2 separate regions of the Homo sapiens genome follow, and region 2 is linked to region 1. A link is a loop called in an ENCODE intact Hi-C map of the cell type or tissue named here. Cell type or tissue: endothelial cell of umbilical vein. All regions are shown on one strand. Links, peaks and the distances in the headings refer to the core of each region. The heading gives the core; the rest is flanking DNA.

What was found. Peaks named below come from ENCODE experiments on the same cell type or tissue, not always from the same donor. Only the 100,000 strongest peaks of a DNase experiment are listed, where the experiment ranks them.
Region 2: it touches region 1 in a loop (17-fold over the local background); 1 of 110 quality-filtered maps calls a loop at or near these places.

Annotation. Positions count from the first base shown.
Region 1 is chr11:89,604,434-89,609,819 of GRCh38, reverse strand. No RefSeq gene overlaps it. Among named protein-coding and RNA genes, the nearest start is that of TRIM77, 100 kb to the left of the region's middle. In endothelial cell of umbilical vein, for the core only: no CTCF peak of the experiment used is centred there; DNase peaks (open chromatin) are centred at 1,399 and 2,839; H3K27ac peaks cover 2,855 bases.
Region 2 is chr11:89,378,779-89,384,164 of GRCh38, reverse strand. The region is part of intron 11 of NOX4 (NADPH oxidase 4); the gene reads left to right. Among named protein-coding and RNA genes, the nearest start is that of NOX4, 110 kb to the left of the region's middle. In endothelial cell of umbilical vein, for the core only: no CTCF peak of the experiment used is centred there; DNase peaks (open chromatin) are centred at 2,914, 3,534 and 3,774; H3K27ac peaks cover 4,270 bases.

The sequences.
Region 1 (5,386 bases), core at 124-5,123:
CCCAAAGCAAACAAGCCAAGACTTTTGATCTATGGATCTAAACTGTGAGATAATAAATTTGTGGGTCTTTTGGGCTTTTTTTTTTTTTGAGACAGAGTTTCGCTCTTGTTGCCCAAGCTGGAGTGCAATGGCACAATCTCAGCTCACTGAAACCTCTGCCTCCTGGGTTCAAGTGATTCTCTTGCCTCAGCCTCCCGAGTAGCTGGGATTACAGGCATGCATTACCTTGCCCAGCTAATTTTTTTGTATCTTTAGTAGAAACGGGGTTTCATTATGTTAGCCAGGCTGGTCTCCATCTCCTGACCTCAGGTGATCTGCCTGCCTCAGCCTCCCAAAGAGCTGGGATTTCAGGCGTGAGCCACTGCACCCGGCCAAATTTGTGTTTTTTAAGCTGCTCAATTTGTAGTAACTTGTTACAGCAGAAGTAGAAAACCAATAAAGTTTCTATTTCTGGGATAAATCCCACTTGGTCATGATGAATTATCTCTTTTATGTGTTGTTGAATTCAATTTGCTAGTATTTTACTGAAGAATTTTGCATCAATATTTATCAGACATACTGGTCTGTAGTTTTCTTTTTTATATTTTGATGTATCTTTAACAAAAAACTGGCTATAGAAGGGACATACCTCAATATAATAAAAGCCATATACAGCAGAACCTTAGCTAGTTGCATACTGAATGGGGAAAGCCTGAAAGCCTTTTCTCTGAGATCTGGAACATGACAAGGATGTTCACTTTCACCACTGTTATCAAACATAGTTCTGAAAGTCCTAGCTAAGGAATCAGTAAAAAGAAAGAAAGAAAGAGCATCAAAATTGGAAAGCGGGAAGTCAAATTATCCTTGTTGGCAGATAATACAATCTTATAGTTGGACTCCACCAAAAAACTATTAGAAACTATTAGAATTGATAAATAAATTTAGTAAAGGTGTTATCTATAACTTTCAAACAAAAATTGGAGCCATACAAGAGTTAAGCTCACACAACTTGCAATTGTCAGAATTGATGCTATTAAATATGCTCTACTTTGAATGTGTGTGACACATGGTTTCTCTTTCTCTTTCACTTGAGAGAGATAACTGTATCTTAGATACATTACTTATCTATCTTCTCCATATTATCTGGTGTAGTCCTGGACACACAGACATCCCAGGGGGTGGACACTTGATGTGCTTCCCAGATCCTCCAACAATGAAGGACTTGGTGCTCTAAGAGGTGAGAATGTTGTCAGCCCCTTCAGAGACTGCCCCAGCTACAGAGCGGCCATAACCAACCACACACCCTCCAGAGGGTTGCCTGGATAAAATGACCGCTCCATATAGAAGGCCTGGCCAAGTTGGCCCGAGTCTGGACAACAATGAAGGGCTCTGATAGCTTCAGAGCTCCCCATAGGGTTGGTGGAGGCTGCTATTGAGATTACTTTGCCCATCAACTTCTCCCTGCTGCTTCCTGCTTCCTTCCCCTTCCTTCAACAGATGTGGACTCCATGGACACTCCTTAATAAACATCTTGCAAGCTAAACTGCTTCTCAGAATCTGCTTCCCAGAGAACTAATCCTGTATAATCCCACTGATACGTTTGGTTACATATGTACATATTGAATAAAGTTTATTTTACCTAGTAATTTGGGTAAAATATTAGCTCCTTGTCACAAATTTCCAAAGTGCAGAGACGGACTATTTTAATTGTGCTTGCAACTTTTATCTCATATTGTATGACTTTGAAAGTTGTTGAGAGCATATTTTATAAATAATCTCGCTTTGGGTGTTTTAGTAGTGTATGTGTAGCGCATAAATTAGGCAGCATTCTCATACAACACATATAACAGGTACTACAGGGACAGAGGAAGATCAGCATGTATCAACAAAAACCACACATTTTATGATTAACACAGAGGATGATATGGAAAGTTGAGTATACCCTCCCCTAATTTTTTCCCCGACTCTACAACCGTGCTGTGATGTTCCTGGCTTTGCGTGAGTTAACTTACTTGGGAGTACCAGAAAAGAAAAGAGGCTTTTCAGCGTAGGATTGTTTGTTTATTTGTTTGTTTGTTTAAGAGATAAGATCTCACTCTGTTGCCCAGGCTTGAGTGCAGTGACGCAATCATAGTTCACTGCAGCCTTGAACTCCTGGGCACAAGCAATCCAATTCTCCCATCTCGGCCTCCTGAGTAGCTGGAACTAAAGGCATGTGCCACCATGCCCGTCATGTTGTTTTTCCTTGTTAAAACCACTGAAGCCATCTTCCTGGTACCCATGATGAGATCACTCCTCTACTTGTCTTCTTGTTGCTTATTCTATCATCTCTGCACCTCCTGCTTTCCAAGAATTCACTGGCTACTAGATAGCCTTCTGCTATTTTCTAGTATCCTTATGTGCTCTCAAAATATGTGATACATAAGCAAAACACTGTTAACCATCACGAGAGGTTAGATTAACAGCTTCTTTCTTTTTTGTAGTTGCAATCTTTCCTCTCTCCTTCTACCATTTTTTTATTTGTTTTTAATGAAAAGAGGCTTCTAAGCATTTATTTTCACTACCTCTTCAAGAGCCACAAAAATCAAAAGTACTAAGAGTAATATTTTTAACTTTAGGAGCCCCAGGCAACCTTTCAAATAGATGACAAGCTTACAGTCAATAAAGAGGAATTTTAACCACATATCTCATGGATACAATGATGAACACTTGTCCCTTTTTACAGTCAGGAAGTAGAATCATCAGACCTCAAGTCAAAGTCCACATTTAAATCCCAAACACTCAGCTTCCTATGACGCATGCAGACATCCTTGCCCTTTGAACATACTACATCCCATAATAGTTGTTTTGCAGTGAATGCGCATTTCCTGGAGAATTGAGGTTGCCTCCTGGCCTTCCAATGTCCTGTGCTTCACTTCTATAATAGGTACATATGCATGGGCAAAGCTGTTGCCTTTGAGTTTTCACTGCCCAAGCTCAGGCAGGAACATAAGTTATCAGGATAGCATCCTAAAAGCACCTCTATTTCTTCCTGTTGGCAGTACATGCCAGAAAACTAAATTTTATGTTGTTTCATCTTATTTTTGGCAAGTTCATTCTGCAAAAGATATATCTTAACAGTAGCCAAGCACAAGCAATCAAACTCAGACTTATTATTTTCTTAATCCCGCATCACCCCTCAATATGGCCATTTTGGCCAGATTAACCCTGTGATTACATGTCTACTTGCGTTCTGTTTATTGGTTATTGTCTCAGTACATCTGCAATTTTAAGATTCATTACATTATCTTTTGCTTGTCTCTCCTATTCACCTGTCCGCAGTCTGTGTTTCACCTTTGCCCTCACCTGTCATCAGCCTGTCTCCCAAAAAAGGCCCCACCATTGTTCTGTTGCAAAATTCTATTTGGTCAGCTGCCTCATTACCTCTATTCAGGTCTTTTTCCTCTCCCCATATGCTCCAGTTCTCTGTTCCTGGATATGCTGGGTATAACTGGCACTCACTACTGAGTACAGGTACCCCTTATATGTGAGAGTCCTGGAGGCACCCAACCAATCTCACTATGGTCCTCAGTCAATGACTGAAATTGAGCTGCATTTCTTCATGGAGAAGTGGGAAGAATACCTCTTTCCCAATTTTAGCATGGCTGTATTCCACACAAGCATAAGACATTTATGTTTGTGTCTCAATCATTTACAAAGTTTATAGTGAAGTAGCTCTTTTAGGTTATAACTTACACTGCTTACTTTCCCCACCACCTATTAGCAAAAGAATGAGCCCATGGGACATTTGAATAGGAGACCAATCTGAGTGAAACTATTTACATGCAGATAGGTAACACCCAAAATTCTTCTTGGTAAAGCCAAATGCTGATGAACAGTGGCCAAACTCATTAGTTTAGCTCTCTTCCCCCCTACCCAGCTTTAATGAGGTATAACTGACAGTAAAAATTATATATATTTAAGATGTACAACATGATAATTTGATATATATACATGGTAAAATGGTGACCACAATCAAGTTAATTAACATATCCGTCACCTCACATAGTTACCATTTTTTTCTTTGTGGTACAAACACTGAAGATCTACTCTCTTAGCAAATATAAAGTATACAATACAGTATTAACAACTACAGTCTCTATGTTGTCCATTACATCCCCAGAACTTATTCATCTAATAACTGAAAGTTTATACCGTATGATCTTAGCTCTTTCTTTTATGGTAAGTCTCAGACTAGGCCTACTCCTGCGGGAGACTAGAGGAAATTCCTGAGCAGAAAGTGGAGTAGAGCAGGTAGATCTGAATAGAAAGTTAGCATGAAAGAAGTCATAGGGGCCTAAGAAGAAGGAGCATTGGGGAAGGGGACATGGTATGAGGACAGAAGCAGAATTATCATCAAGAGACTGCAAAGCACATATCAGTCATAACTGCCACAGAATAAGGCTCGTAGTCCTATTGTGGCTATTTACATAGGCATTTCTGCACATAACCTCTGTCAAGGGTACATGTTGGCTGTTCTCAGCACCATCGGACAGAACAAACCATTACCACTTGCCTCTCCATGTGTGAGGACCTCCCAGCAGAAATACTGCTTACCTGTGCCATGAGATTTGTTTAGTACCCCGGTGCTGTCTGGGTACCTTTCTCTAAGCTTCCCAGGAAATTCCTAAGGTCTGGAAACACAGGATAGTGTTCTTGACCAGTAGTGGTTTCGAAGAGAATTTTCATTCCACTTCCAGCCTCTGCATTTGGGTAGAACAAGACCACAATAAAATGAATTCCATTACACAAATATTACTTACAAATTCTGATCCTTCCTGAAGTGACTGGGAATATTGTATTTCTCTTTTGATTTGGAAAGAGTTGATATTTCTTCTCACCAACCTGCACTAAGTTCTGTTTGAACTGAGAATCTTTTACATTGGCTTTTTTTTTTCCCCAAAATCTGAAGTAGTGGTTCTTTTGACCTTACCGTTAACTGAAAGGAGAACAATTGGCTATAAAAGTAAGTGCAGCGTCTCTAAGAAATCCAAGTGTTTAGCAAATCAAATACAACATAAGGCACTTTAAGGTTTTATTAAAATCTCATTTATTGGCAAGAGTTGCTTCTTTCTGAAGAGTTCTAGTCTGCCTCTCAAGACTTAATCTGATGTTTTCCATTTGTTTTATAGTATGTTTTTTACCCTTTTCCTCACACAGTTCTCATACCTTTATGAAACTTTTCCCTTATGACTCTACTTCAGTGTCGTCTTCCCAGAGAACCCAACCAGTGACATCCTGAAAGCATACGCTGTGAGCTTTGTGAGAGCTGGGACTTAACGGCAGTTTTGTTCAGGGCTCTGTTTCCAGTGTCGTGCTCTGCAGATGACATAAAGCAGGCACTGGATAGGAATGTTGAATGTTGAAT
Region 2 (5,386 bases), core at 93-5,092, 230 kb after region 1:
GGCACCATGGGGTGGATAGGCAAAACAATTTGGTTGATAACGCACAGATCCTGAACTAACTTGTAAGACTTGTCTGGTTTTTGGACAGGTAAAATGGGGAATTGTAAGGAGAGTTTATAGGCTTTAAAAGGCCATGCTGTAACAGGCGAGTGATTACAGGCCTTAATCCTTTTAAAGCCTGCTGTGGGATGGGATATTGGTGTTGAGTGGGTTAAAGGTGATTAGGTTTTAATGGGATGGTAAGGGGTGCATGATCAGTCCCCAAGGAGGGAGTAGAGTTATCCTATACTTGTGGATTAAGGTGGAGAGATACAAGGGGAGGATGTAAAGGAGGCTTTGAACTGGAGAAAAGGGTGGCAGTGAGGTGTGGCTATAGCCTAGGAATAGTCAGGGAAGCAGATAATTTAGTAAAAATGTCTCATCCTAATAAGGGAGCTGGGCAGGTGGGGATAACTTAAAAGGAGTGCATAAAAGAATGTTGTCCAAGTTGGCATCAGAGTTGGGGAGTTTTAAGAGGTTTCGAAGCCTGGCTGTCAATACCCACAACAGTTATGGAGGCAAGGGAAACATGCCCTTGAAAAGAAGGTAATGTGGAGTGGGTAGCCTCCGTATTGATTAAGAAGGGGATGGACTTACTTTCCACTGTAAGAGTTACCCAAAGTGTCTGTGATGGTCCAGGAGGCTTCAGAGGCGATCGGGCAGCATTAGTCTTCAGTCACTAAGCCGAGAAGACCTGGGAAGGAGTCAGTCAGAGGGCCTTGGGCCAGAGTTCCAGGGGCTCTGGGAGTAGCTGCTGGGCAAGTTGGACAGTTTGATTTCCAACGGGGTCCCGCATAGATGGGACATGGCTTAGGAGGAATCCTGGGCTGCAGGCATTCCTTGGCCCAGTGGCCAGATTTCTGGCACTTGAAGCAAGATCCTGAGGGAGGAGGTCCTTAAGGAATCCCAGACCGCTGTGGCTTAGGCGTTTTGAAGTTCTTGTGTGCTGCAAATGTGGCTGGGGTTTCTCTTACAGCACAGGCAAGTAATTGCAACTCCTCTGTTATTGAACATCTTGAAGGCGAGGTTGATTAATTCCTGTTGTGGGGTTTCAGGGCCCGATTCTAATTTTTGAAGCTTTTTTTTAATGTTAGGAGCTGACTGGGTGATAAAATGCATATTGAGAATAAGATGACCTTCTGGCCCCTCTGGGTCTAGGGCGGTAAAGGGTCTAAGAATTGTGGCCAAATGGGCCATGAACTGGGCTGGGTTTTTATATTTGATGAAAAAGAGCCTAAATGCTAACTGATTTGGGAGAGGTTGGATAAAGAAAAAGGAGCATTAACCTTGACTATGCCTTTAGCTCCAGCCACCTTTTTAAGAGGAAATTATTGGGCAGGTGGGGGAGGGCTAGTCACAGAACAAAACTGTAAGCCAGACTGGGTGTGAACAGGGGAGGTGACAGAAGAATTATAGGGTGGGGGAGTGGAGTCTGAGGAAGATTTGGAGCCTGATTCAGCCTGGCAGGGAGTGACCTGAGGAGGAGCAGTCTTGGGAGGAGGGGAGAAGTCAGATGGGTCGGTAGAAAAGGAAGATTGAAAAGACTCAGCAACACTTGGGGTTGGGACTGAGGGGACAGGTGGGAGGGAAGGAAGGATTTGGGATGAGTCGCATTGGGAACAGAGACTAGGGAGGGACCAATGTGTAAAAGAATGCCTGGATGTCAGGCACCTCAGACCATTTGCCCATTTTACGACAAAAATTATCTAGATCTTGTACAATGGAGAAATTGAGAGTGTTTTCTGGCTATTTGGAACTATTGTCGAGTTTGTATTGGGGTCAAGTGGCATTGCAGAAGAAAATAAGGCATTTAGGTTTTAGGTCAGGTGTGAGTTGAAGAGGCTTTAAGTTCTTGGAACACAGGCCAAGGGAGAAGAAGGAGGAATGAAGGGTGGAAGGTTGCCCATAGTGAAGAAGGCAAGCCCAGAGAAAAGAAAGGGTAGGGACACGGAGAGAAGGGGTGGGGGGTACCTGCCCTCCCCCCTCAGGAAAGTGGTACTTGCCACTAAGGTGAAGGATCAAGGCAGGAGTCCCTGCGGTGATCAGACACCTCTGAAACGTGGGTGAATAATCAGACAGGTGTCCCCACAGTGATTAAACACCAAGGGAAAACTGTCTTGCCGAGTCCGTGACTGGTGCCGGAGTTTTGGGTTCACGGATAAAATGCATCTCTTCTGTCTCTACCAGAAAAGGAAAGGAACAGAAATTAAGAGAAGAGAGAGACCCAAGGGTGGCACCAAGATTGAAAGGAGAAAGAGGTTGAAGGATAGTGAGAGAGGCTGGAGAAGAGTAAAAAGAGCCTGCTTACCCGATTTAAAATTGGTGATGTTCCTTGGGCTGGTTGGTCTGAGGACCAGAGGTTGTAGGTGGATCTTTCTCATGGAGCAAAGAGCAGGAGGACAGGGGATTGATCTCCCAAGGGAGGTCCCCCCGATCCAAATCACAGCACCAAATTTCACTCATGTCAGCGTGAAAAGACCACCAAACAGGCTTTGCTTAAGCTAAGCAATAAAGCTTTTTAATCACCTGGGTGCAGATGGGCTGAGTCTGAAAAGAGAGCCAAGGTAGGGAGATAGGTTTGGGTCCATTTTATAGGATTTGTGTAGGTAATGGAAAATTACAGTTAAAGGGGGTTGTTCTCTGGCAGGCAGGGATGGGGGTCACAAAGTGCTCAGTGGGGGAGCTTTTGGGCCAGGAGAAGGAATTTCACAAGGTAATGTCATCAAAGGCAGGAACCGGCCATTTTCTCTTCTTTTGTGACTCTTCAGTTACTTCAGGCCATCTGGATGTATACGTGCAGGCTTGGGCTCGGAGGCCTGACACAAACATGCTTTCCTGACATCTGTATTCTAACTTGTGTGATTCATTGTTTTTAAGCTTGAATAACCTGATTTCACATATTTTTCCATGAGTCAGAGGCATGTCTAGCTGTTAGTTTGTTATTGTCTGTACTTTTACATAGCATGCCTGCACTAGCCATCATTTTTCTACTTTGTGTTTTTAATCTTTTAACCAGTCACTTTGGGAAGAGTTTTTCCAGGAATAGTTTTTCCCGTTTTCAAAGAAAACCAGGCAAGAATGGCTATGGATCTCACAAAGACTGGCAACATTTTGTTGCTATTGTTTATTTAATTTAGTGGGTTTAAATGAAACCAGGACATCTGCAGCAGTTTTGATCTCTGGTCTTGCTCTCAACTATTTAAATCTTAAAAATTGTTTTGCTCTATGTTTTCATAATTTTATTGCTTGTCAAAAATCAGCTGGGATACATGATAGGTTAGCATGGTGACAATGTTATCTTAACCATAGATGAAGCAAAGTGGTGAAAATTTCCTGAGAAGATGATTAATGTTCATGAAAAATTAATAGGACATCTGAGTTTCTTGAGATGTAAACATCATCTAACTGCTCTAGTTTGGCTTTTTTCCAAGGGAAATAAAAATATTCCCTTAGTGTCTAATAAGAGTCTACATGATAAGTATGAACTTTAGAAGGTTAGTGTATTTAGGGTAAATCTATTGAATATTGAGCTTAATTTATTCAATCCTTATTTTTGGGTGCCTGTTTTTACCTAAGTACCAAAAGGAAATGATCAATGAAAGTTTCTTTCCTGACTCACATCCCTTCTAGCTACTGCTCCCTCTCTCAGCAATCCAGTTCCTTTCCTCTCATTCTCTTAAATCAACCATCTTTTGATTGTTGATTTAAGCACACTACTAAAAATGTCCAGGTTCAGCAGTGACCATGTTATTGTTCAGTTCTCACTCTTCAATGGGTTTGACCAATAAGCAGCTCTTAATACAGCTGATCATTCACTTTACTGAAACACTTTTTTCCACTTACCTGTTTTTCTCCACATTTTCTGGCTATTTTTACTCAGTCTATTTTTGTTGTTCCTTATCATCCCCACAAGCTCTAAGTATTACAACATACCAGTGTTCATTTCTTCAACCTCTCTTTCTCTCTAGCTGTACACATTTCTCTGGTAGTCTCTCTCATCTTGTTGATACATCCATATGCTTCATGTCCCAAGTTTATATTCCTAGCCCAGATTTTAACTCTGTAATTCAGGCTCATATATCCAGAACATTTAGGCCTTTGGCTTTTACTTTGATTGATAAAGGAGTTGTGGGAGAGTGTGAATGGAGAAATGACATGATATGGCTTACTTTTCAACAGGATCACTCTGGCTGCTGTGTTAAGAGTAGATGAGGGGAAGCAAGTGCAGAAACAGGGGGTCCAGTTAGGAGCTGTTGCAGTCATCTAGTCGAAGTATGATGATGATTTTGACCAGGGTGGTGATAGTGGAAATGGTGAGAAGTGGTCATATTCTGAATATATTTTAAAGTTAGAGTTAACAAAATGTATTCCATGGATTGTATATAATGTGAAAGGAAGTGAAGTCAAGGCTGACCCCAGAGTTTTTGGTCCGAGCAACTGGAATTTCATTAACTGAGATAGGGAAGGTTGGGGTTGGAGAGGAGGTTCTGATGGAAATTTGTGCAACTCCACTTAGGAAGTGTTATTTTGAGATGACACTTAGAGTGCTTTCATTAAATATTTATTGAGCAAATGACTGGCATCTCAGCCCTGCCTTCCACGACCAGTTATTTCTATACATAGAGGCTTTGTGTTTCACGTCTCCTTGTCTTTGGGTTTGTGGAGTAGTAGTTACATGGCTGGTGATCAGAGCAAAGTGAATCTGGGGATAAAATTACCCCATATACAGACACAAACAGATTTTTTTTTTTTTAATGATGAGCCCCAACTCTAACTTCCTCCTATTACACTGAGACCTGGGTTTTTCCAGTGTTGTGATCAAAAGATGGGCTTACTTCTCAAGGTAATCTCTGTTTGAAGGCAATGAGACTTTGGTTTCATATGTTTTGTTTAGTCAGTTCCTAAATGGCTACCTCATCCACTTGTCACTTTTCAAAAATGTGTTGACATCTCTTTATTATTCTTATCACTCCCCATGTTATTTTTGCCATTGTGGCATCTATTTTTATATCTCTAAATTGTTATTTTAGTATTCTGTTTGCCTAAGGGACCTGAGATAAATGCACACGTTCAATCCAAGTTAATAAAAATTCCACTTGCATATTCTTCCAGAATCTTTCTTTTTAATATTGAATATATTTTTCATTCAAATATACAATTAAACACTTTTTTCTTTCATACAAATGCAAAAGCATTAAAGTTTTAATTTGTCAAAATGTTTACTGTCATGATGTTGCATTAATTGTGGGAGATTCGGTGCTCCGCGTGATCTCCTCTCAGACATTTAGAGCAATCTTCACTTGTGAAATTGCATGAGCTCCTAGCATAATAGTCTCTGGAGTATTTT